2 separate regions of the Homo sapiens genome follow, and region 1 is linked to region 2. A link is a loop called in an ENCODE intact Hi-C map of the cell type or tissue named here. Cell type or tissue: CD14-positive monocyte. All regions are shown on one strand. Each heading gives the region's core, and the rest is flanking DNA. Links, peaks and the distances in the headings are about the cores only. Region 1 has its middle 13 kb from the start of ATP6V1G1. Region 2 overlaps WHRN (whirlin).

What was found. Hi-C counts contacts between places; a loop is a spot of excess contacts. Peaks named below come from ENCODE experiments on the same cell type or tissue, not always from the same donor. Only the 100,000 strongest peaks of a DNase experiment are listed, where the experiment ranks them.
Region 1: a loop joins it to region 2, with 2.0 times the contacts of the local background. A loop is called at or near these places in 12 of 110 quality-filtered maps.

What each region holds. Positions count from the first base shown.
Region 1 is chr9:114,566,514-114,582,514 of GRCh38, forward strand. No RefSeq gene overlaps it. Among named protein-coding and RNA genes, the nearest start is that of ATP6V1G1, 13 kb to the right of the region's middle. In CD14-positive monocyte, for the core only: no CTCF peak of the experiment used is centred there; a DNase peak (open chromatin) is centred at 8,118; H3K27ac peaks cover 304 bases.
Region 2 is chr9:114,483,047-114,491,046 of GRCh38, forward strand. All of the region lies in intron 1 of WHRN (whirlin), which reads right to left. It overlaps LOC124902254 (a long non-coding RNA gene), which reads right to left. Exons shown (of 2, transcript XR_007061743.1): 2 at 7,929-8,000. Among named protein-coding and RNA genes, the nearest start is that of WHRN, 18 kb to the right of the region's middle. RefSeq lists an enhancer at 5,647-5,706. In CD14-positive monocyte, for the core only: CTCF peaks have their summits at 4,715 (motif pointing right) and 4,915; DNase peaks (open chromatin) are centred at 2,065 and 4,745; H3K27ac peaks cover 679 bases.

The DNA.
Region 1 (16,001 bases), core at 4,140-12,139, 88 kb after region 2:
CACAGTGAAACCCCGTCTCTGTTAAAAATACAAAAATTAGCCGGGTGTGGTGTCATGCACCTGTAGTCCCAGCTACTCGGGAGGCTGAGGCAGGAGAATCGCTTGAACCCAGGAGGCGGAGGTTGCAGTGAGCCAAGACCATGCCATTACACTTCAGCCTGGGTGACGGAGTGAGAATCCGTCTCAAAAAAAAAAAAAAAAAGTGTGCCTTCTTAAGGGGAGAAGGAGGAAGAGCAGAAGGCAATGGTGTATGACCTGCAAATCATGTGCAATGAGGTGCAGCAGAAGTTGAGCTTCTGAGACATAAATCTGAAAATCTTCAAGAGAAAGACTCTATTTTGAGAAAGTAACTTACTAATTTAAAAGATAGCATTCTAAACCTAGAATTAGGGAAATTAAACAGAAACCATAAAACAGGAAGAGGTTATAGTTCAGAAGATGGTAAAAAATTTAAAGAATCAGATTTCAGGGTTTTTGTTTGTTTGTTTTTTTAGAGATAGGGTCTTATTATGTTGCCCAGGCTGGAGTACAGTGGTACCATCATAGCTCACTGCAGACTCAAACTCCTGAGCTCAACTGATCCTCCCACCTCAGCCTCCTGAGAAGGTTGGGGGGTGGGGGAGGAACTAAAAGTGTGCACCATCATACCTGGCTAATTTTTAATTTTTTTTGGTAGAGATTGGGGTCTCATGATATTGTCTAAGCTGGTCTCAAACTCATGGCCTCAAGCAATCCTCCTGCCTCGGCCTCCCAAAGCACCAGGATTACAGGTGTGAGTCACCACATCCAGCCAGATTTCAGAATTAAAAACCAAAACCTGTGGTAATTTTTTTTTTAACTAAGAGCAATGATACTCCAGGAAACCCTTGCTGCTTTAAACATAGAGAACTAGTTTTGGGTTTTGTATCAGTATATTCAATTTTCAGAAAAATTTATAAACAATTTCCTTCTAAATTTAGCCAACTTGATTACATACAAAATTTATTTCATAAGATTCATGTTTCACAAACCTTTTGCAAGTTGCTCAAACCTCTTATGGCTTGCTTAGGCCTAATTTTGTTTTAGACTTTCTTTTTTAATATTGGAACAAATAATTATTCTACCTTAGGACAAAAATTTGCTTTTCTTTTTCTTTATCATTTTTACCACACAAGATTCTTTCTCATACAAAGTTATGTATCTTTTTCATCTTTCTTACCAAAGATACCTTCTCATATTTATAATTTTCTTTGCATGTCTCTTCCTACTTATTGATTTCTTTGCCTTGTTTTTATTTTCTTCTTAAATCTATATTTTGAAACCACCTTTAAATAATGTCTGAATTAGATATAATTATTATTTTTAAATTAAAAACATATATTCATGTTCTTTTTTAAAACAATTTTTTACTGGCTAGGTGCAGTGGCTCACATCTATAATCCCAACACTTTGGGAGGCTGAGGCAGGAGAACTGCTTGAGCTCAGGAGTTTGAGACTAGCCTGAGTAACATAGCAAGACTCCATCACTACAAAAAAAAAATTTAAACAATATTAAAGTAGCCTTATTCATCAAAGAATTACACAAAGATAATTTTGCTTTTAAGGCTGGATTTGTGGGTCTATGACCTTAGAACATCTAGCGGAGACAAATATAGAACTTTCTGACCAGTAAACTCAGGCAAAAATTTATGCTAAGAATTCTGAAGACATTTTTATTTTTATTTTACCAACAATTTTTTTTTTCTTTTCTTTTTTGAGGTGGAGTTTCACTCTGTCACCAAGGCTTGAGTGCAATAGCACGATCTCAGCTCACCGCAACCTTCACCTCCCAGGTTCAAGTGATTCTCCTGCCTCAGCCACCTGAGTAGCTGGGATCACAGGTGTGTGCCACCATGCCCAGCTAATTTTTGTATTTTTAGTAGAGTTGGGGTTTCACTATGTTGACCAGGCTGGTCTCAAACTCCTGACCTCAAGTGATCTGCCCACCTCGGCCTCCCATAGTGCTGGGATTACAGGTGTGAGCCACCATGTCCAGCCTATTTTACCAACAATTTTAAGATTAGTTTACTTACAAAAGATTTACCCACCAGGCGTGGTGGCTCACGCCTGTAATCTCAGCACTTTGGGAGGCTGAAGCAGGCGGATCACGAGATCAGGAGTTCGAGACCAGCTTGGCCAACATGGTGAAACCCTGTCTCTACTAAAAATACAAAAAATAAGCCAGGAGTGGTGGCGCATGCCTGTAATCCCAGCTACTCGGGAGGCTGAGGCAGGAGAATCACTTGAACCCAGGAGACGGAGGTTGTGGTGAGCAAAGATTGTGCCACTGCACTCCAGCCTGGGTGACAGAGCAAGACTCCATATCAGAAAAAAAAAAAAAGTATAGATTTATGTTCATGTGAACTTAAAAGCATTTGTGTTAATTACTATATTTCTAATAAATTACTTTTTAAGCACTTAATTATTTTCCTTCAAGCCAATTAGAGATCTCTGTAAATTTAAAATAATATACATAAAATATGTAGACACAAAAACGTAAAAACATATAGATGAAGAAAAACAAAAAAATTATAGTTTTTACTTTAAAATTCTAATCATCACACAGTAAAACAGTAATAAACTTGTCAGCTTATAAAAATACAGTTGGATCCAAATTATATCCCTAACAAAATGGGACAAGTTAGGGTCATGTTCATATGGCTAAACTTGAAAATTTTTATTTGTCCTGAGATGTAATATTATGAAGGCTGTGAACCAAATTTTGGGCAGTTTCCATAGCACTTTGGTTTTAAAAAGGCTTTTTTTTTTTAACCTTCTCCCCCCCTTTTTTCAGTTTCAAATGAGTTGTTCTAGTGAACTCTTGGATGTTTATATTTCATTTAGGGGTTGGAGGAAAAATGAAAAGCTCCAAGCAGCCTTTAGTGAAAGATTTATCTTGGCTGGGCGCGGTGGCTCACGCCTGTAATCCCAGCACTTTGGGAGGCAGAGGCAGACGGATCACAAGGTCAGGAGATCAAGACCATCCTGTGAATGGTGAAACCCCGTCTCTACTAAAAATACAAAAAATTAGCCGGGCGTGGTGGCGGGCGCCTGTAGTCCCAGCTACTCGGGAGGCTGAGGCGGGAGAATGGCGTGGACCCGGGAGGCGGAGCTTGCAGTGAGCCGAGATTGCGCCACTGCGCTCCAGCCTGGGCGACAGAGCGAGACTCCGTCTCAAAAAAAAAAAAAAAAAAAGATTTATCTTAATACAAGTGAAAAAATTAGCAGATTCAGAATAAACAACAACAACAAAAGTACATAGAGCGATCAGAAGCCTCTTCATGCATCCAACGTTTAGACTGCTTAACTCTGTAGTTGAGGTTTTCTGAGAAAAACAAGTTTAGAAAATTCAAATAATTCCCATAATGGCCATAAATTATCCTTGGTATAGATTGCCCATCAGTTTAAAAATGTGCATGAGATTAGGCCATCAATTTTGAATATCTTTCCAGCTGGAATGCCATCCCAGAAAGTCTGGCATGCCTAGAATTTTGAGAATCCTGTCCAATTTTTTATTAATCTTTTGAGAGCAGAAGAAACCCCTATAAGCCCTGCTGGGAATGTCAGGGGCTTGGACCCGTGTTTTTTTTTTTTTACAGTGTACCTGGCACAGAATACTTTTTTTATACCTGGCAGATGGCCTTTATCCGAAGTTGTCCAACCTGTGACCAAGTTTTTCCTAGTCACATGGCAATTTTCTTGAGACTGGCAGGCACCCCAGTAATAATCATACCTGTTTATCTTAACATGGGAGACTTTTTCTTCAGGGACAAGAGTCCCTCATAGATGGTGGCAACTACCCTAGTGGCTTTTATTTTTTATTATTTTGAGACGGAGTTTCGCTCATGTTGCCCAGGCTGAAGTGCAACGGCACGATCTCGGCTCACTGCAACCTTCATTTCCTGGGTTCAAACGATTCTCCTGTCTCAGCCTCCCGAGTAGCTGGGATTACAGGCATGCACCACCACACCTGGCTAATATCGTATTTTTAGTAGAGATGGGGTTTTGCCATGTTGGCCAGGCTGGTCTTGAACTCCTGATCAGGTGATCTGCCCGCCTCGGCCTCGCAAAGCGCTGGGATTACAGGCCTGAGTCACCACGCCCAGCCCCTAGTGGCTTTTCATTGGCCCACCTGTGCCCACCACTTAGAATGTTTATTTTTTGCCCTCAGAAAATGTTCAGAAACAAGCAGGGAAAAATAAAAGAACCCCCAAATCATTTGCAGATACACGTAACCAATCCAAAATGATATCAAAGTAAGACAGCCTCAAAAATTTTAAGCCAGGTGTGTGGACCACAGGAAATATTATATCAGGCATGCAGAAAAAAACAAAAGAGAATTCACCGGAAAAGGGGTGCCTCACAGAGAGAACATAAATTCTGTACAAACCAGACTTTGCTCTGTGATGATGCTATCCTCATAGGACGTGCTTGCCAGAAAAGACAAAAGCCTTTTATAGTCCCAAGAAGGATGCAAGGTCATTTATTAAGGAGGTCTTGGCCGGGCGCAGTGGCTCATGCCTATAATCCCAGTACTTTGGGAGGCTGAGGCGGGTGGATCCCTTGAGGTCAGGAGTTCGAGACCAGTCTGACAAACATGGTGAAACCCCATCTCTACTAAAAATACAAAATTAACCAGGAATGGTGGCGCATGCCTGTAATGCCAGCTACTTGGTTGGCTGAGGCAGGAAAATCGCTTGAGCCTGGGAGGTACAGGTTGCAGTAAGCTGAGATCGTGCCATTGCACTTCAGCCTGGGGAACAAGAATGAAAGTCCATCTCAAAAAAAAAAAAAAAAAAGGCCTTATTACCAGACCAGACCCCAAATAAAGTCAAAGAGCTTCTACAAAAAAAGAGGGAGGTTCAGCCTGAGAGAAGACTCACCAGAGGCTGGGCATGGTGGCTCATGCTTGTAATCCCAGCACTTTGGGAGGTTGAGGTGGGTGGATCACTTGAGCCCTGTGGAAACATAGAGAAACCCTGTCTCTACAAAAAAATACAAAAATTAGCCAGTTGTGGCGGTATACACCTGTAGTCCTAGCTACTTGGCAGACTGAATAGGGAGGATGGCTTGAGCCCAAGAGGCAGCAGTTGCAGTGAGCCAAGATTACATTACTCAAGGTGATCTTGACGTAGGTCTCACTTCTAACTCTAAGTCAGGGGTGTCCAATCTTTTTCTCTTCCCTGGGCCACATCGGAAGAAGAAGAATTGTCTTGGGCCACACATGAAATACACTAACACTAACAATAGCTGATAAGGTAAAAAAAAAATTGCAAAAAAATCTTGCAATGTTTTAAGAAAGTTCACGAATTTGTGTTGGGCCACATTCAAAGCTGCATACATGCGTGATGAGAACTCTCCCTTCATGGCCTTCCCCAGCCATATGTTTGGGTTTGACACAAGTAACTCCATTTGGATTCTGAAAACTTTCACACTTCTTTTTGTTTTGAGATGGAGTCTCGCTCCGTTGCCCAGGCTGGAGTGCAATAGCACGATCTTGGCTCACTGCAACCTCTGCCCCCCAGGTTCAAGCGATTCTCCTGCCTCAGCTTCCCAAGTAGCTGGGATTACAAGCGCCTGCCACCACACCCGGCTAAATTTTGTATTTTTAGTAGAATCGAGGTTTCGCTATGCTGGCCAGGCTGGTCAAACTCCCGATCTCAGGCGATCTGCCCGCCTCAGCCTCCAAAAGTGCTGGGATTAGAGGTGTGAGCCACCGTGCCCGACCTAACTTTCACACTTCTTATAGTAAAAGAAGAAAAAAAACTCTGCTCACATCATTTTTTACTTCTGACACCAAATGTGTGTGGGGTTTTCCTTCACTTTAAACAATTTAACAGCTCTCTGGCCACCATCTGGGTGTCTTACAATACAGTTATGACGCTATCCACCTAGAGTCAGACCTTAACCACAGGTTAAGGTCTCAGTCCCAGCAGACTGTCCCCTACTTCAGATATCAGTTGAAAGTAGTGAGTTCCCAAGTTACTCACTCCTCTGTCCAACGTGGCTACAACGTTTCACCAACTTCACCAACTTGGAAGCTCTCTGAACCTTTTGTTTTTTATTTATTATTTATTATTATTATTTTTTTTTTGAGATGGAGTCTTGCTCTGTCACCCAGGCTGGAGTGCAGTGGCGTGATCTCGGCTCACTGCAACCTCTGCCTCCTGGGTTCAAGCGATTGATTCTTTAGCCTCAGCCTCCCGAGTAGCTGGGACTACAGGTGTGCACCACCATGCCTGGCTAATTTTTATATTTTTAGTAGAGATGGGGTTTCACCATATTGGCCAGGCTGGTCTTGAACTCCTGACCTCGTGATCTGCCTCGGCCTCCCAAAGTGCTGGGATTACAGGAGTGAGCCTCCGTGCCCGGCCTGATGCCATTTCAAACAAGGACCTTTTCATTGATGTTTAGTATGAGAGATTCTTGGGACCTGAGATCTTTTTTTTTTTTTTTAAATCCAGAGTTTGCTAATCCAGACTTCACACAACCTACCCCGGAAGTTGTAGATGAAGTAATTCAGGATTGTCCTGTGAATGTCAGACATCTTCCCTGCAAGAATATTGTCCTCTCTGGTGGTTCAACTATGTTCAGGTACTTTGAATATTGCTTATGAGAGATTTGAACTCTAAGATGCCAGGAATTAAGTGAGGAATTGAGTAGCAGTAGATTGAGGCCAAAACCTATTGATACACAAATCACTACACAACACATGTAGCAATACAGTCTGATTTGGAGGATACATGCTGGCGTCTATGAGTACGCCATGCCAAAAAGGATTATGAAGAAACTGGACCTAGCATTTCTCATCACAATCCAGTGTTTGGAGTCCTGTCATAAAACTGACCTCATAGTTATTGGGGTTAGAGAGGTGGGGAAGAGATCAGCTTTCTGATTACCTGTTTTTTCTGGATGGCTGGTTTTGAGGTTTTATACCTGGCTGGAGGCTGGGTGCAGTGGCTCAGGCCTGTAATCCCAGCACTTTGGGAGGCTGAGGCAGGTGTATCACCTGAGGTCAGGAGTTCGAGACCTGGCCAACATGGCGAAACCTCATCTCTACTAAAAATACAAAAATTAGCCAGGCGTGATGGCGCACACCTGTAATCCCAGCTACTCTGGAGGCTGAGGCAGGAGAATTGCTTGAACCTGGGAGACAGAGGTTGCGGTGAGCCGAGATCATGCCACTGCACTCCAGCCTGGGCAATGAGTGAGACTCCGTCTCAAGAAAAAAAACAAACAAAAAAAACTGGCTGGAAACAGTAAGATTAAACATGATCATACAGGCGTATTTTTGTAAGTATACCACCATGCAGATGTAGAAGACAGCGAAAATGATTAAGTGTATTTCTTCAGACAGAATATTTGAATTTTATGTGTAACAAAAAAAAAGTGGGTTTTAGTTCTTTCTGAGCCTTGATATTTTTAAGGAATTGTTTAAGATTTGATGGGTTTTTTTTTTTTTTGGTGTGTAGATAGTTCCATGATGCTTGAATTGCACACACCTCTACATGTGCAATGCAAAAGCTTGTTTATATTTCATACTGTTTATACTTTGAGAAAAAAATTAAAAGAAAACCTGTGATATTTGAAGGGGGGAAGTGACCAAGTAAAGGATAAATTTTTAAAAATAGACTTATGAGGGCCAGATGCGGTGGCTCATGCCTGTAACCCCAGCACTTTGGGAGGCCGAGGTGGGCAAATCACGAAGTCAAGAGATCGAGACCAGCCTGATCAACATGGTGAAACCCCGTCTCTACTAAAAATATAAAAATTAGGTGGGCATGGTGGCGGGCACTTGCAATCCCAGCTACTCGGGAGGCTGAGGCAGGAGAATTGTTTGAACCTGGGAAGCAGAGGTTGCAGCGAGCCAAGATTGCTCCACTGCACTCCAGCCTGGGTGACAGAGAGAGACTGCCTCAAAAAAAAAAAAAAGAGACAAAATGCATAGGAAAATTAAGGATAAGATTTTATTAAGGCTATTGCAATAGGGAGAGCCATCTAGATGTGAAGATCAAAGTATTCTGGCAAAGTAGCTTTGCCTTAGACCTTTATAGTTAGGAATGGGCAAGTCACAGTTGCATAAGGAACAGTTAGAATGGTTTTGCAATCAGGGGAAGTCTCTACCAGCTGAACAGAAAATGTTTACTTTTGTCTCTAGTTTCAGGGGGACAGGCAATTCTAATCTTAATTGCTCATGAAAAAAGGAACTCGAAGTTGAAGGGTCTGCATTTGACCTTGTCACAAATACCTGGAAGTCATCTGTGAATCCTATAGAAGGGAGTCTTATCTAAATTAGTGGAGCCTGGAGCAGTGGCTCACACCTGTAATCCCAGCACTTTGGTAGTTCCAAGGTGGGCAAATCACCTGAGGTCAGGAGTTTGAGACCAGCTTGGCCAGCATGGTGAAACCACATCTCTACTAAAAATACAAAAATTAGCTGGGCATGGTGGCACACACCTGTAATCCCAGCTATTCAGAAGGCTGAGGCAGGAGAATCGCTTCAACCCAGGAAGCAGAGGTTGCAGGTTGCAGCCAGCCGAGATCGCTCCACTGCACTCCAGGCTGGGTGACAAGAGTGAAACTCCATCTCAAAAAAAAAAAAAAAAAAAAAGAGAGACCTCCATCTCTACAAAAAATTAAAAAGTTAGCCAGGTGTCCCAGCTACTTGGGGGCAGAGGTGGGAGGATTACTTGATCCTGGGAGGTAGAGCCTACAGTGAGCTATGAATGCACCACTGCACTCCAGCCTGGGCAACAAAGTGAGACCCTGTCTCAAAACAAAAACAAAAACAAAAAACAAACATAGAAGAAAAAGAAATAATTAATTAATTAATTAATGGGAGGAGCCAGTGGTTCTTACAGGTAAGCAATTTCCAGGAACACAAAAGGATGAGGGGAGTGTGAAAAACAAAAGGTTGGGAGATGTCTTAACTCTTGCCGTTTTCCAGGAGCATAGGGCTTAGGTAAAGTTCAACGTTGTTAATCTCATGAAAAAAGTGTGAAAATTAAACAAAAAGGGGCACACACACATAGGCTCTGGCTCCCTGCATCGGAGATGCCAGAAAGAGCAATCTCTTAAAAGGCATTCCTGCCATTCTCCTGCTGCCCTCCCATTGCTTGCTTGCTTGCTTGATTTATTTACTTTATTTATTTATTTGTTTATGATGGAGCCTCACTCTGTTGCCCAGTCTGGAGTGCGTGGCACTATCTTGGCTCACTGCAACCTCCACCTCTCGGGTTCAAGCAATTCTCCTGCCTTGGCTTCCTAAGCAGCTGGGATTACAGGCGCCTGCCACCATACCCAGCTAATTTTTGTATTTTTAGTAGAGACATATTTCATCATATTGGCCAGGCTGGTCTCACCTCCTGACTTCAGGTATCTGCCCACCTCAGCCTCCCAAAGTGTTGTGATTAGCAGTGTGAGCCACTGCACCTGGCCCCCATTGCTTTGAGATAAAGGCCAAAGTCCTTAGCAAGGCCTCCAGGCCCCACTGAGCTGGCCCCTGCCTACTTCTCCGGCCTCACCTCAGGGCCTTCTTCCCCTCTGTCTGTGCACTCCAGCTTCACTGCTCTTTCTGGAACACTCCATTCTCTCTTTTGCCTCAGGGCTTTTACTCAAGTTGTTCTTTCTGCCTCAAAAGCTCTCCAACCCTCCTAACCTCAAACCCTACCCCAATGTGGACACCTCAAGCTTGGTTAGTTACCTCTTCCTCATTCTTCAGTCTATATTGTCACCTGAAGAGTGATGAGGGTCACAAATTTCGAAGGCAGGGTTCTATTTCTCATAAAGGGTTGCAGCCTGCAAGTTGGGCCATTCTTTTTTTTTCTTTTTGTGACGGAGTTTCGTGCTTGTTGCCCAGGCTGGAGTGCAGTGGGGCAATGGGGCGATCTCAGCTCACTGCAACCTGTGCCTCCCAGGTTCAAGCGATTCTCCTGCCTCAGCCTCCCCAGTAGCTGGGATTACAGGCACCCGCCACCACGCCTGGCTAATTTTTGTATTTTTAGTAGAGACGAAGTTTCACCATGTTGGCCAGGCTGGTCTCGAACTCCTAACCTCAGGTGATCCACAAGGTGGCCATTCTGACAGGTTGGGAAGCATAGCCTGTGACAGAAGATGGGGAACAGGAGCTTCAAGAATGGGAAGTGTAGAGGCCGGTGCAGTGGCTCACGCCTGTAATCCCAGCACTTTGGGAGGCTGAGGCGGGTGGATCACGGGGTCAAGAGATCGAGACCCTCCTGGCCAACATGGTGAAACGCTGTCTCTATTAAAAAATACAAAAATTAGCTGGGCATAGTGGTGCATGCCTGTAGTCCCAGCTACTCAAGAGGCTGAGGCAGGAGAATCGCTTGAATCCAGGAGGCAGAGGTTGCAGTGAGCTGAGATCATACCATTGCATGCCAGCCTGGTGACAGACCGTGACTCTGTCTTCAAAAAAAAAAAGAATGGGAAGTGTAAAACAGAAATTTATGCTGAGCTGGTTGGCTGAGTATACATACGCAGTAAGCTATAGAAGGACTCATGAATATTTATGAAACAAGAAACATGCACATGTACAATTGAACTTCATGCCTCTTCATGGGTTGCATGTTCCAAAAACTGCGACATTAGCATGATCTGAGGGAGGTGTTTTCAGCCCTCTGATGTCAAAAGGTGAAGCAGAGGACACAGAGCTCACTGTCCCTCACTGCAGCCTCTATACCCTGCCCAGAACTGCTCTATGGTTGGTGACCTCTTAACAGGAAGGAGTGCTGGTCAGTTGCTGTGTGGAAACTGCAAAAGAGACGGGGAGTCTGGTCACGGCCTCAGGTGATTGACTAGAGGTGATAAAGGAATGAATTCTTTGTTTCTTGTTTCCTTTTTTTCTGTATTAATGTTATTTTTAAAATTTTTCTGTAGAGACAGGATCTCACTATGTTGCCCAGGCTGGTCATGAACTCCTGAGCTCAAGCAATCCTCCCAGCTAAGCCTCCCAAAGTGCTGAGATTACAGGTGTGAGCCACCACGCCTCATCTGTTTCTTGTTTTCTAGAGCTGCTCTCTGCTTATTCCTTAGGAAAGAATTCTGGCTGAGGTTAGTAAGGAAGGGGCCTCCTGAGGTGTGTCTGACCTCCTGTCCCAACATGACTGGGAGCTCAGCATTTAAAGATTTTCTGGGATCCGGTTGGCCAAGAGGGGGCCCATTCAGTTGGCTGGGAGGTTTAGGATTTTATTTTTATTTCTCATGATCAAGTTACTTTGTTAAAAAACCCTTGGATATCAAAATTCTGTTTTCTAGAGTAGCATCAACAGAAATATAATGCATACCACATGAGTAGTAATAAATTTTCCTGTTGGGCACATTTTTAAAAGTAAAGAGAAAAAGTAAAATAGATTTTTTTTGTTTTAACAATGTTTTATTTTTAATTGTAGTAAAATATAATATAAAAGTTATCATCCTGACCATTTTTAAGTGTACAGTTCAGTAACATTAACTGCATTCATATAGTTGTGGGATTAAACTCCAGAACATTTTCATCTTACAGAACAGAAACTGTCTACATATTAAACAACCCCTGATTCCTTTCTTCCCTACTCCCCCATCACCCGCCTTGCTCCTGGCAACCACCATTCTACTTTCTGTCTCTATAAGTTTGACAATGCTAGGAACCTCTTATAAATGGATTAATACAGTATTTGTCCTTTTGTGACTGGCTCATTTCACTTAGCAGAATGTTCTATTGTATGCATATATGTATATATATGTAGCTATCGAGCGCTTGAAATATAATAAATATTATTATATACATATATTGTGTTTAAATGTTAAATATATTATTTACATAATATAAATATAATATTAAACAATATCTGTAATAATTTTTTTTTTTTTGAGACAGAGTCCTGCTCTGTCACCCAGGCTGGAGTGCAGTGGCACCATCTCAGCTCACTGTAACCTCCGCCTCCCGGGTTCAAGTGATTCTCTTGCCTCAGCCTCCTGAGTAGCTAGGATTACAGGCGCACACCACCATGCCCGGCTAATTTTTTTATATTTTCAGTAGAGATGGGGTTTTGCCATGTTGGCCAGGCTGGTCTCAAATGCCTGACCTCAGGTGATCCGCCTGCTTTGGCCTCCCAAAGTGCTGGGTTTACAGGCATGAGTCACTGCACCCAACCTAAGAGTTTAAATATCTTAAATTTAAATATCTTTAAATATCCTAAATAAATTAAACACTTCATTCCATAAAATAGAATAAGTGTTCCAATGAGCCGAGCAGAGTCTCCTGACCTCGTGATCCACCCACCTCGGACTTCCAAAGTGCTGGGATTACAGGTGTGAGCCACCGCGCCTGGCGGATTGGTCATTTCAAAGTTCTCCTCTGCAAGGCAGGCACAAGGAAACAGAACTATAGAGAAATAAGTGATTGTTTTTTAAATTTCCTTTTCCTGTTTTTTTTTTAATTTAAAAACAATTTTTAGACTTCTACTTTTTATTTTATTTTTTTAGAGAGACAGAGTTTTGCTCTGTTGCTCAGGCTAGAGTGCAAGACTGGAGGCAAGACTGGGCTAAAATCCAGCCCATACTGTGACCATTTGGCCCAGAAGGTGCATCTTTTTAAATTTTTTTTTTTTTGAGACGGAGTCTTGCTCTGTCGCCCAGGCTGGAGGCCAGTGGCGCGATCTCGGCTCACTGCAAGCTCCGCCTACCAGGTTCACGCCATTCTCCTGCCTCAGCCTCCCGAGTAGCTGGGACTACAGGTGCCCGCCACCACGTCTGGCTAATTTTTTCTATTTTTAGTAGAGATGGGATTTCACTGTGTTAGCTAGGATGGTCTCGATCTCCTGACCTCGTGATCCATTTTAATTTTTTAATTTTAAAAAATTTTTGAGACAGAATCTTGCTCTGTCACCCAGGCTGGGGCACAGTGGCATTATTTCCGCTCACCGCAACCTCCGCCTCCCAGATTGAAGTGATTCTCGTGCCTCAGCCTCCCAAGTAGCTGGGATTGCAGGTGTGCACCACCACACCTGGCTAATTTTTGTATTTTTAGTAGAGATGTGTTTTGCCATGTTGGCCAGGCTGGTCTCAAATTCCTGAGCTCAAGCGATCCTCTTGCCTCGTCCTCCCAAAGTGCTGGGATTGCAAGTGTGAGCCACCACACCCAGCCACAATTACCTCTTGAAGCCACTTGCTACATAGTCTCTAGATCAACTGATGCCAAGTAGTCACCAAATGCCATATGCTGGATGCCATATCCCATACCCTATAGCTCAACGATGTCTAGCTGTTATAGTAGCTAGTCAGGCACACATGAGAAGACTAGACTGCAGTGGCTCGATCATATGGTAAACTATATATATACATAGCCATTCTTTTGGTCTAAGCTTCTGTACTAGGCCCCAGCAGACCAGACTAAAAATCAAAATGGAATCACTCAGGCTGAGGTTTCCATGCCACCAAACCAAAACTAATTTGTTATCTGACCTTCCCATAAATCAAGAGAGAGATAACAGCCTAACTTCCTGAACAGGCCAGTTTCAATTGGCATGATAATGAAGTTCTCTCTGCTTTAATCCTTAACAAAAAAGTAAACTGAGGTAAACTGATGTTAACCAATCACTTGGTTGGGCATGGTGGCTCATGCCTGTATCCCAGCACTTTGGGAGGCCAAGGCAGGTAGATCCCTTGTGTCCAGGAGTTTGAGACCAGCCTGGGCAATATGACAAAAGTACGTCTCTACAAAAAATACAAAAATTAGCTGGGTGTGGTGGTGCACACCTGTAGTTCCAGCTAATCAGGAAGTTAAGGTGGGAAGATGGCTTAAGCCCAGGTGGTCAAAGCTGCAGTGAGCCAAGATCACGCCACTTGTCACACCTAGTGCCAGGGAAAGGCAGTCTCCCAGTAGTTAGAAAAACCAGATACTAGTGATGAACAGCCTTCCAAGTTGGGTGAGTGGGCTCAGACATTCACACTAAGAGGCAAAATGGCAGAGTTTAACTGGTATATGACCTTCTAAGAGTATTTGACTAAGGGAAGAATGCCTCAAGTGAGCATGCATATAACTCCCGTAAACACGCTGCGCACGCAGCCCCTCTGAAATGCTGGCAGGCCACTGTACATGCGGACAGCCCACTCCAAGGGAAGAAGAATCAGGAGAGAAGTAATGCAAGACCCCAGAAAAATGCCAACATATAAAACCTCAAGTCAAAGGTCAAACTACACATTTGATCTCTCAAGTCACCCACTTGGCCCTCTTCCAAGTGGACTTTCCTTCCTTTCATTCCCACTCTAAAGCTTTTTAATAAACTTTCACTCCTGCTCTAAAACTTGCCTCAGTCTCTCACTTTGCCTTATGCCCCTGGGTCAAATTCTTTCTTCTGATGAGGCAAGAATTGAGGTTGCTGCAGAACCCTACAGATTCACTGATTCACCGCTACTAACATAGCCAGTTGCTAACCAATGTCATCTCTGTAAACCAGTGAGAATTCCTGTCAAACAACTTTGCATCAGCCCACTTCTTGCTTTTAAAACCCTGTTTAATAACAAAGGCCAAACAAAGCACTCTCCCAGTCAACTTGGAAGTGTGTCCTGGGCTGGAGTCCTCAAACTCTGCCCAAATAAATTCTCTGTATTAATTTTGCCTTAGTTTCTTTCTTTAGGTGGACAGGATGTTGAGAATTAATGGATGTTGAGAATTAATGCATAGCTAACCCTTCCTCTCCCTTGATTTATATGGAAGATAATTACTGTTAAGTAAAAATTATAGACGAGCCAGTCATGGTGGCTCACCACTGCAATCCCAGCTCTTTGGGAGGCCGAGGCGAGAGGATCGCTTGAGCCCAGGAGTTCAAGACCAGCCTGGCCAACATGGCAAAACCCGTCTCTACTAAAAATACAAAAATTAGCCAGATGTGATGGTTTACACTTGTAATCCCAGCTACTTGGGAGGCTAAGGCATGAGAATTGCTTGAATCTGTGAGGTGGAGGTTGCAGTGAGCAGAGATCACGCCACAGCACTCCAGCCTGGGTGACAGAGCAAGACTCTGTCTTAAAAATTAAAAAATAAATAAATTAATTTAAAAAATAAAATTAAAAAGATGCTCCTTCTGGGTCAAATGGTCCGGGTATGGGCTGGAATTTAGCCCAGTCTTGCCTCCTTATGCAGTAAACAGCCTATCCCACCATTTGCAGTGGCACTGCAGAGTCTCTGGAAGGAGTCCCCTTGTCTAAGGTGACCTTTCATTGACCAGATACACTAGGTCATTTCTTATCTTCTGTGGTGAAGTCCCCAAAAGCCAGTGGGAACTCGACCCCTGCTGGTGTCCAGGTTTTGTCACTGTCATGAGAAGGAATTCAAGGACTAGCAGAAAAATAGTGAAAGTACTGAGATTTATTGCAAAGTGCAGAGTACACACTCAAGAAAGGGAGGTGCAGGTGTTCTCAAGACAGAGAGCTATGCCATCGGGTTTGGGGTTTCTATCTTTATGGGTTTCCTTAGCCAAGGGGCAGAATATTCATGAAGGTTCCTGGAAAAAGGTGAAGATTTCTCAGAACTGTTGCTGCCCATTTTTTTTTTTTTTTTTTTTGAGACGGAGTCTCGCTCTGTCACCCAGGCTGGAGTGTAGTGGCGCGATCTCGTCTCACTGCAAGCTCCGCCTCCCGGGTTCACGCCATTCTCCTGCCTCAGCCTCCCGAGTAGCTGGGACTACAGGCGCCTGCCACCACGCCCGGCTAATGTTTTGTATTTTTAGTAGAGACGGGGTTTCACCATTCACAGGATGGTCTCGATCTCCTGACCTTGTGATCCCCCCACCTCGGCCTCCCAAAGTGCTGGGATTACAGGCATGAGCCACCGCGCCCAGCCTTGTTGCCGCCCATTTTTACACCAAATATGGGTGTTCCTGGGACTGTCCAGGTGCTGGTGGGTGTATGATTTGGTATGTTAATGAGCGTATAATGAGGTCCTAGGAGAAACCTAGGTCAAATTCAGCCCCAGATTGGGTCCA
Region 2 (8,000 bases), core at 1-8,000:
CTCTGAGATTAGAAACTCAGACAGCCACTCAAGCGTAGACCATTCATCTACCTCTGATAATGACTATTCTTTAGGGATAAATATGGGCTTTTTCTGGGTGTTGGAGAGCAAGAAAATCATCATCCTCTACTGCTTTTTTATATTTCTGGCGAAACTGATGATAAACAAGATTCCTGAGACAGACTTTCAATATCTACGCAGGCTCTTGGGATATGGTCTTGGTGCAGTGGCCATCAGAATCCTGCAGGAACAGCTCCATCCATTGCTGTTTAATGCCACTAAAATGTGTGTGGGTCATGCAGGGAAGGGGAAGAGGACGGTCTCTGCTCCTACTGCCTTCTTGTCTCCATTTCTACAAACCATTGCTTGCTTATTTTAACGGGCATCATTCAACAGGAGAGTTATTTCCTAAACAAAGCTGGTCATGTTTTTTCCCCTGTAGCCACCCTGCCAGCCTTTCAAACTCACCCACCATTGCTACCTTGATCCCTGAGGCTCAGGCCACCTGGGGGATCGCGAGATCCTCACCCATGGTTACGTGCACCAGACCACTCATTTTACTTCTCTCACCAGAGCAGCCTACAGAGTGAGTAGCCTCAGGCAGCAGAGCTTGAGCCTGTGAGACAGAGACCCAGCAGGTCCCTGTTGTGCCATTAGCTTGGTGGGTGTCCTAGGGTTACTTCTCCCCTTGCTAGGTCTTGGTTTTGCCCTCTGGCAATGAGCAGGTTGGACCTGTTTGCTAAGATCCTGTCCCAAGTTAAACTTCTATGTCTTTCTGATTCAGGGCTGTATTTAGAAGGAAAGACTGTATTTGCTCTCATGGTGGTCACAGGTCATTAAAGCAGAGAGATCAGGGGCTCTGGGACACCCAGGGATAACTCCAGGCAGGCTGAGGGTTGCACCTATGGGCACCTGACTTCTGGGCCTGGAAAACTGTCCTCAGTTTCTCCCATCCCAGCAGTGAGCACTTGAGCTATGCTGGCTGGTGTTGCTACCAGGTCACTGAACCAGATCCAGAGCCTGGGGGCTCTGAGGTTCCACAGGGTTTAAGAAAACACCAGAAGGACAATTGGAGCATCTCAGTTATGGCAGGATACGCACCCCAACTCGGCACTATCAGCAGCAGCAGGAGATTTTGACAGGACTTGAAGGCCAGAGGGCTGCCCCTCCGAGGCCACGGCTGTGTCCTTGCTCTTTGTAGGAAGCTGCCTGCAGGTGGTAAGTCACATCCAACACATCCATCTGCACGCTAGTGACTCTCCATCAACCACACCCCTCTCTAGCCATGACAGCTCCACAGGATCCACCAGTCTTCCTGAATCAATGGCATATTAGCTGTGCCACCTCACACAAGTTACCAAACCTCTCTGTTCTTCTGTTTTCTCTCCTGCAAAATGAAGATCACCATTCTCCTTTCTCTTTACTTAGAGGAGCCCTATTAGCACAATGCCTATCACTGAGGAATTCAATGAGCTACGGCTGAAAAGGAAAATTGCAAGATCTGGGGAGAGCCCACCGCATGCAGGGATGGTCATTAGAGTGCTGTGTTCCCATACCTGTTATCACGTGTTTACTGGTGAAACTTGACCCTGGGGCATTCCACCAACTCAAATCATAGAGAAATCTCGATCTGACCCAGCAGATGGCACGACTAAGATACTATCCATCACCAGATGACTATTCTGGCAGCACGTTATGATTATGGAAATGTAAATTATATGTGTATGTCTTCAAACTTAATAACTTGCTACTTGGATTAATGCTCTCAGGAGGCAAATTTGCCTCACTCAGCTCTTTGGAGCCAACTCTGAAACCCCAAAATCATAGACCAGGCTGACATGATTCTCTGCTTAGCAGAGGAGTGAGAAATAGACTGGAGAGGGTCACAGTGTAGGGGGCTAATGGGATGTGTTAACATGGCAGACGCACACATGCTTCTGTGTTCAAAACCATACACCAAAGGCAAGCATGGGGTGGACCTCAAGGTCACAAGACTATCAGATCACTGTGCTGAGGAGCACGTGCAACAGAGGTATTCCAAAAAAGTCTCAAGCAAGGACACGTAATGATGAGTCACCCAGCTTATTTCAGGGTGCAGACCTCAAAGGGCAAGGTTTTCTCTTTTCGGAAACAGAGACTCAACAACAGGAAGGAGAACTGGTCTAAGACCCATCTTAGTGACCCAGAAGGGAGGAAAAAATTATGCATGCCTGCTCTTCGCAGCCGCACCTTGCCTAGCTGGGGCTTTGTGTGTTCAGACACACCGGACAATGGTGTTGGCTCTGTAGATGACTTGCTGTGTGACACTGAGCCAATTGCCTAAACTCTCTGTGCCTGTTTCTATATTTAAAAAGCAATTGCTGGTCAGGCGCAGTGGCTCAGGCCTGCAATCCCAGCACTTTGGGAGGCCGAGGCGGGTGGATCACCTGAAGTCAGGAGTTCAAGGCCAGCCTGGCCAACATGGTGAAACCACGTCTCTACTAAAAATACAAAAAATTAGCCAGGCATGGTGGCGGGTGGCTGTAATCCCAGCTACTCAGGAGGCTGAGGCAGAAGAATTGCTTGACCCCAGGAGGCGGAGGTTACCATGAGCCAAGATTGCACCACTGCACTACAGCCTGAGCTACAGAGCGAGACTCCGTCTCTAAATAAATAAGTATATAAATATCAATTGTTGCCTGGGCACAGCAGCTCAGGCCTGCAACCCCAGCACTTTGGGGGACAGAGGCAGGAGGATTACTTGAGGCCAGGAGTTCAAGAGTAGCCTGGACAACATGGTGAGACGCCACAAAAAAAATTTTTTTTTTAAAATTTAAAATTATCCAGGCATAATGGTGTGCACCTGCAGTCCTAGCTACTCAGGAGGCTGAGTTGGGAGGTTTGCTTGAGCCCAAAAGATCGAGACTACGGTGAGCTATGATCGAGCCACTGCACTCCAGCTGGGGCAACATCGCAAGATTCTGTCTCAAAATAATAATAAAATTAAAAGCAACTGTTGAAAAGATTTAAGAAACTGTAAACTGCGTATACAGTACCTAGCACATGGTAGGTACTAAATGCATGCTAATTCCCTTCCTGAGGCTGCCAGTTCCTTCTCCCAAACAGAGGTCCCAGAAATTCTCTAAACCTCGAATCTATATGGACACAAACACGTGTCCCCCAACTTTCTTCTTTTTAAGAAACATCCTTCTTTAATCCACATTTCCTCGTATCTGCGCTGCCTTCAACACTCAGCTCCTTTCCCACGACCTCCAGAAAAGCTTCCCAGATTGTGGCTGACTCTGTCCTCCAAGAGCATCCAGCACACTTCTGTGATTGTGCTGCCGTCTATACCACAGGCTCTGAGTCACATTCGTGATCTTGTCTTTAAGACTACAAGACAAGTTCCTTGAGGCACATTACATGTTCTGTTTCCTTTAGAACCTCTCCCTGCTCCTTTTCACTCGTTTAGCCAACCATCCATTCATTCATCGTTGAACAAGATATTCAATGAGTTTTCTATATGCCAGACAGCCTCAGGAATCTGTTCAAATTAGGACACAGAGCAGTGCTCTTTCAGATCAGTAGTCAGGCAGTCCACACTTCTCCACTTTAATGTGAGCATAGACACATTAGATACACATGGAATTTGGAGAGACAAGTGAAGAAAGTGTGGTTAAGAGCCACAGCCCTGGAGGTAGGCTGTGGGAATTCCATCCTAGCTCTGCCACCTGCCAACAGTAACCTTGGGCAAGTTACTTACCCAATCTGTGCCCCAGCTTCCCAGGCAAAAAAAAAAAAAAAAAAAGAGAGAAATAACATAGGTATTATCTCACAGGGTAGTTCTGATGATTAAATTAGTGTGTGTGTGTGTGTGTGTAGAGTGTGTGTGTGTGTGTAGAGTGTGTGTGTGTGTTGTGTGTGTGTGTGTGTGTATATATATATATATATATATATATATATATATATATATATATATATATAATATATATAGTGTTTAGCACCTGGAACCTAGGTAAGAGATACCAAAAAAAAAAAAGAGAGCGAGAGTGAAAGAGATAACAGAGGTATTATCTCACAGGGTAGTTCTGATTATTAAATTAGTCAATATATATATAAAAGGTTTAGCACCTGGAACCTAGGTAAGAGATACCAAAAAAAAATTTTTTTTTTTTTTTTGTCTAACAAGAAATTCTGGGTACTGTAGAGAACTCAGTACCCAGAACCCAGAGTGGAAGTCTCAACCCACCACCCATGGTAACGACTGATATGTGTTGATGTCTGCCCTTCCTGACTTGCTCTTGTACTTTATAAACACGTATATATACATATACAAGCTTATCATCTGATTACATAAATCAACTCACAACTGAACATTTTCTGCTCCATCTTTTTTTCCACTAAAAATGTATTTTGAAGATCTTTTCTTACCAGTTCAATGACATAAAGCTCATCTCTTCCAATACTCCATCCCATTCCCTGGAAGGGACTCACCACTACCGAATTCTCATTCTCCTATCAATGGACATTTAGGGTGTTTCTCATTTTTTGCTAGCACCATCACCTGCGATGAACATCCTTGTATGTGCCATCTTGGGGCATTCATGCATCTAATTCCCTAAACTAGAGAAAAATGGAATTCCTGAAGCCATAGGCAGTGAGTCTTTATTCACAGACAATCACATTTCCTTGCCAGTGTCCCCTGGGGCATGCCTTATCCCTTTTGTAGTTCCTGTATCTACCTGCAGGGGGAAGCACTATGCCATCTGGGCCTACAGAGGACCTGAATTCCCCTGACAATGTGGACAGGGCTGGGTGGAGGCCTCGCAATGTCCTTCTCCCAAGGGAGTGCTCACTCTGGTGGAGAGATCCACACTCCTTCGTGCTTTCTTCCACAGTTTCCAAAAAGCTCCCAGTTTAGGCAGATCTTGGCTCTATCTTCCAATCATCTGGGGGCTAAATCTTGGGCCCTAAAGCACTGCAAAGCACCAAAATGAAAACGGTAACCTGGTGGTGTCTTAGGGTGCGAACTCCCTCAAAAGTGTTTTCCAGTGGAAGGTACAGTTGCTAGAAAGCCATTCTCAAACAGTGTTCAACCCCTTCCTAGCTATGAGACTTCAGACAAGTTACTTAACTTCTCTGGCCTCAGTGTTCCCACCTATTAAAAGGGGCCATAACGCCTATGCTCATGGAGCTGTCATGTAAACTGAATGAGGGCCAATGAGAAAATGTGCATAAAGCATCTTGCACTGGGCAGGGCGCACAGGAGGTGCTTGGCAAATAGTGGGTAGCATTAGTAACAGCAAAATTACAGCGATGATGCCACATTTTATTCTTCCCACTGCACAGATGAGGAAAGCGATTCTAGGTGGTGAAGTGTCTATGCACGGTCACAGAAGATAAAAGGCAGGGCTTTTATACCTCTCTCCTCGCTTCTCTCCATTGCCCTCTCACCAGCAGTTTAAGGGGATTCACACCCCCTTAAACACCAGGCCAATCCTACACCTTGGCCCAAGACAGACAGGGGAGGGTTTTTAAAAAGGACATGGGCCTCACAGGATGTAAACAAAAGAAAGTCCCTTAGGGTCTTGAACCCCGAGCAGGTGCTGTGTCCAGCCACATGGACTGGAAAGTCCCTTCCCATTTAGCCCTGCTTTGAGGGAGGACAGAAATTGGTGATGCGGACTCTGCCCCAGTAGCTTATTTTAATGTCATGAGAAAGTAAAACCCTAATTAGCACTCTGTCTTCCAAGCTCCTTCCATCTGTACCATTTTCATCTGTGTTAATTACCTCTTACAGGGACCACTAACTGCAACAGCTTCCCAGCCTCCTCTCTCAGCCCAGTCACTGCAGAGCAACCAGAGAATCCTTATAAAACATACGTGGACTCTGACCCTTCCCTGCCCCAAACTCTCCCCATTGCTTCTGCTATAAAACTCCCCACAGTGCATCTTGGGCCTGTGCGCCTGGTCCTGATGCCTGGCCAGCCTCATCTCCTGCCCTGCCACCTGAGCTGTCTTATAGGATCAAGTACTCCAAGCTCTTCTCCACTTCAGGCCTTTGCACGTGATGCTCTGTCCCTGAAAGTACATATCTCAACATACTTACTTATGCAAATGATTATTTTATTATCTACACTCTTCTCAGTTGACCAGGAAGGCAAGAAATTGTTGTGGCTTGATCAGAGATGTATCAATAAATAGAAAACATAGGAGATGGTAAGAGATTCCACATAAAGAGACAGTGAAGAAATGAAAGGATGCTTTCTTCTTGGAATTGAACACCAATAAGGAAATTTACCTCTCCTGAAGTTACCAATGATTTCTCTAGTAGAATGGAAATAATCCATTAATTTCTCCTTTTGCCTTGGTTGCTAGGGGGCTCAGAATTCAATTTCAATATAAATACTGTTCCTATCAAAGGCACCACACACACATACACACACACACACACGCACACACACGTACACACACACACGCACACACGCGTGCACACACACACACACACACACTTTCCAAGATCACTTCTGATTCCTCTACCTTTTTAATGAAGTGCTTTTCAGGTTAACTCACTCCATTACTTTTGACTTAAGTAAGAATCTTAATTATAAATGTATTAGTAAATAAGCAAATGAGATATGTAAAGTTTAAAGCGGGGGTTAAACTACACCATTCACATGGTAGATGCTCAATAAAACCACTGCTGAGTGAATAAACACTAAAATCTAAGCACATTTCTAGAATTAGATACCTTTTCTATGCAGCTGGAGATGGAGATCCTTTTTACAGATGCTTGGGCAATCATTCTGCTTTCTCCTCCTACCTCTCTCCCTCCACTCTATAGAAAGGCTCTGCAGCTACTGAGTTTGGTCTAAGAACACATGTCATTTGTAAACATTCTCTTAAACAAAAGTCCAAAAATTGTTATTCTTATATTATTTTGGAATGATGACATAACTGGGCAATGGTGTGGTAAGAATTCTGTTTCTCAAAGAACTGTGGCTTCACAGTAGCATCCTCAACATCTGTGTGCTCATCAGGGAGCCAGGACCCGCGACACAGCCATGCCACGACACGGTCCATCTGCTCCGGCTCTGTGCGGCCACCTCGCTTCCTTGCGCTGCTGCATCCCAGGGTAAATCGAGTGGACCACAGAGCATTGGTGTGAACTCATCCAAGACCCCATCCCTGAAATGCAGCCCAACATAAGGATCATTAAACGCAATGACAACATACGTCAAAAAGAAATGCAAGGAAGCAGGTGATTCGACAATTGAGGAAATGTGAATACACAAGGATAAAGGCCAGGGGAGATGGCAGAGAAATGTATGATGTCCAGTTAGAAGGATGGGAACGTGGGTGTCTTCTCCCCTTTTCTGGTTTTCTTTAGTGCTATTTAGATATGCCTTTAATTTGGGCCTCACGAAGTAGGTTTTTAAAAACCAACGGCTGGATAGGAGAGTATTTAAGGAAAGAAGAACATTTAAAGAAAAAGTTTTTTTTAAAAAAGATATAAAAACCAACTGTTCATTCCTTCCACCCTCTTTTAAGAGTTTGACCTTCTCTGAGGGTTCAATGTAAGGATGCAGAAGGAAACCTTTGCTTCCATGCTGCGAATGCCGGGATCTCAGAGGCTGGAAGAAAGACCTGACATTTTAAAGTCCCTGCTCTCCACTGTCATTGCTTCTAAATGTTTGGGTGAGTTAAGGCTGTGTGAAAAGAAAAAAACATAAACCTTCAAAGAGAGGGATAAAATCCTGACCTTGGGAATAATGCTACAAGAAATTTGCAACAAAGTGACAGATAGGCTGTCCACCCCTTTGCAAAACAACTCATAAGGACAGAACAGATTCCAGAAAGATATTGATTCCTCTTTAATGCAATTCTTCAATTATCCTCAAAGCCTGGCTTTTAGTCTGTTATAATTTAAGTAAATTGCTTTATAAATGTTCTTTTAAGTTTTGTCTGTTTATTCTTTTTTTTTCTTTAAGGAAGAACAAGATTCTCAGAGTCATAAATAT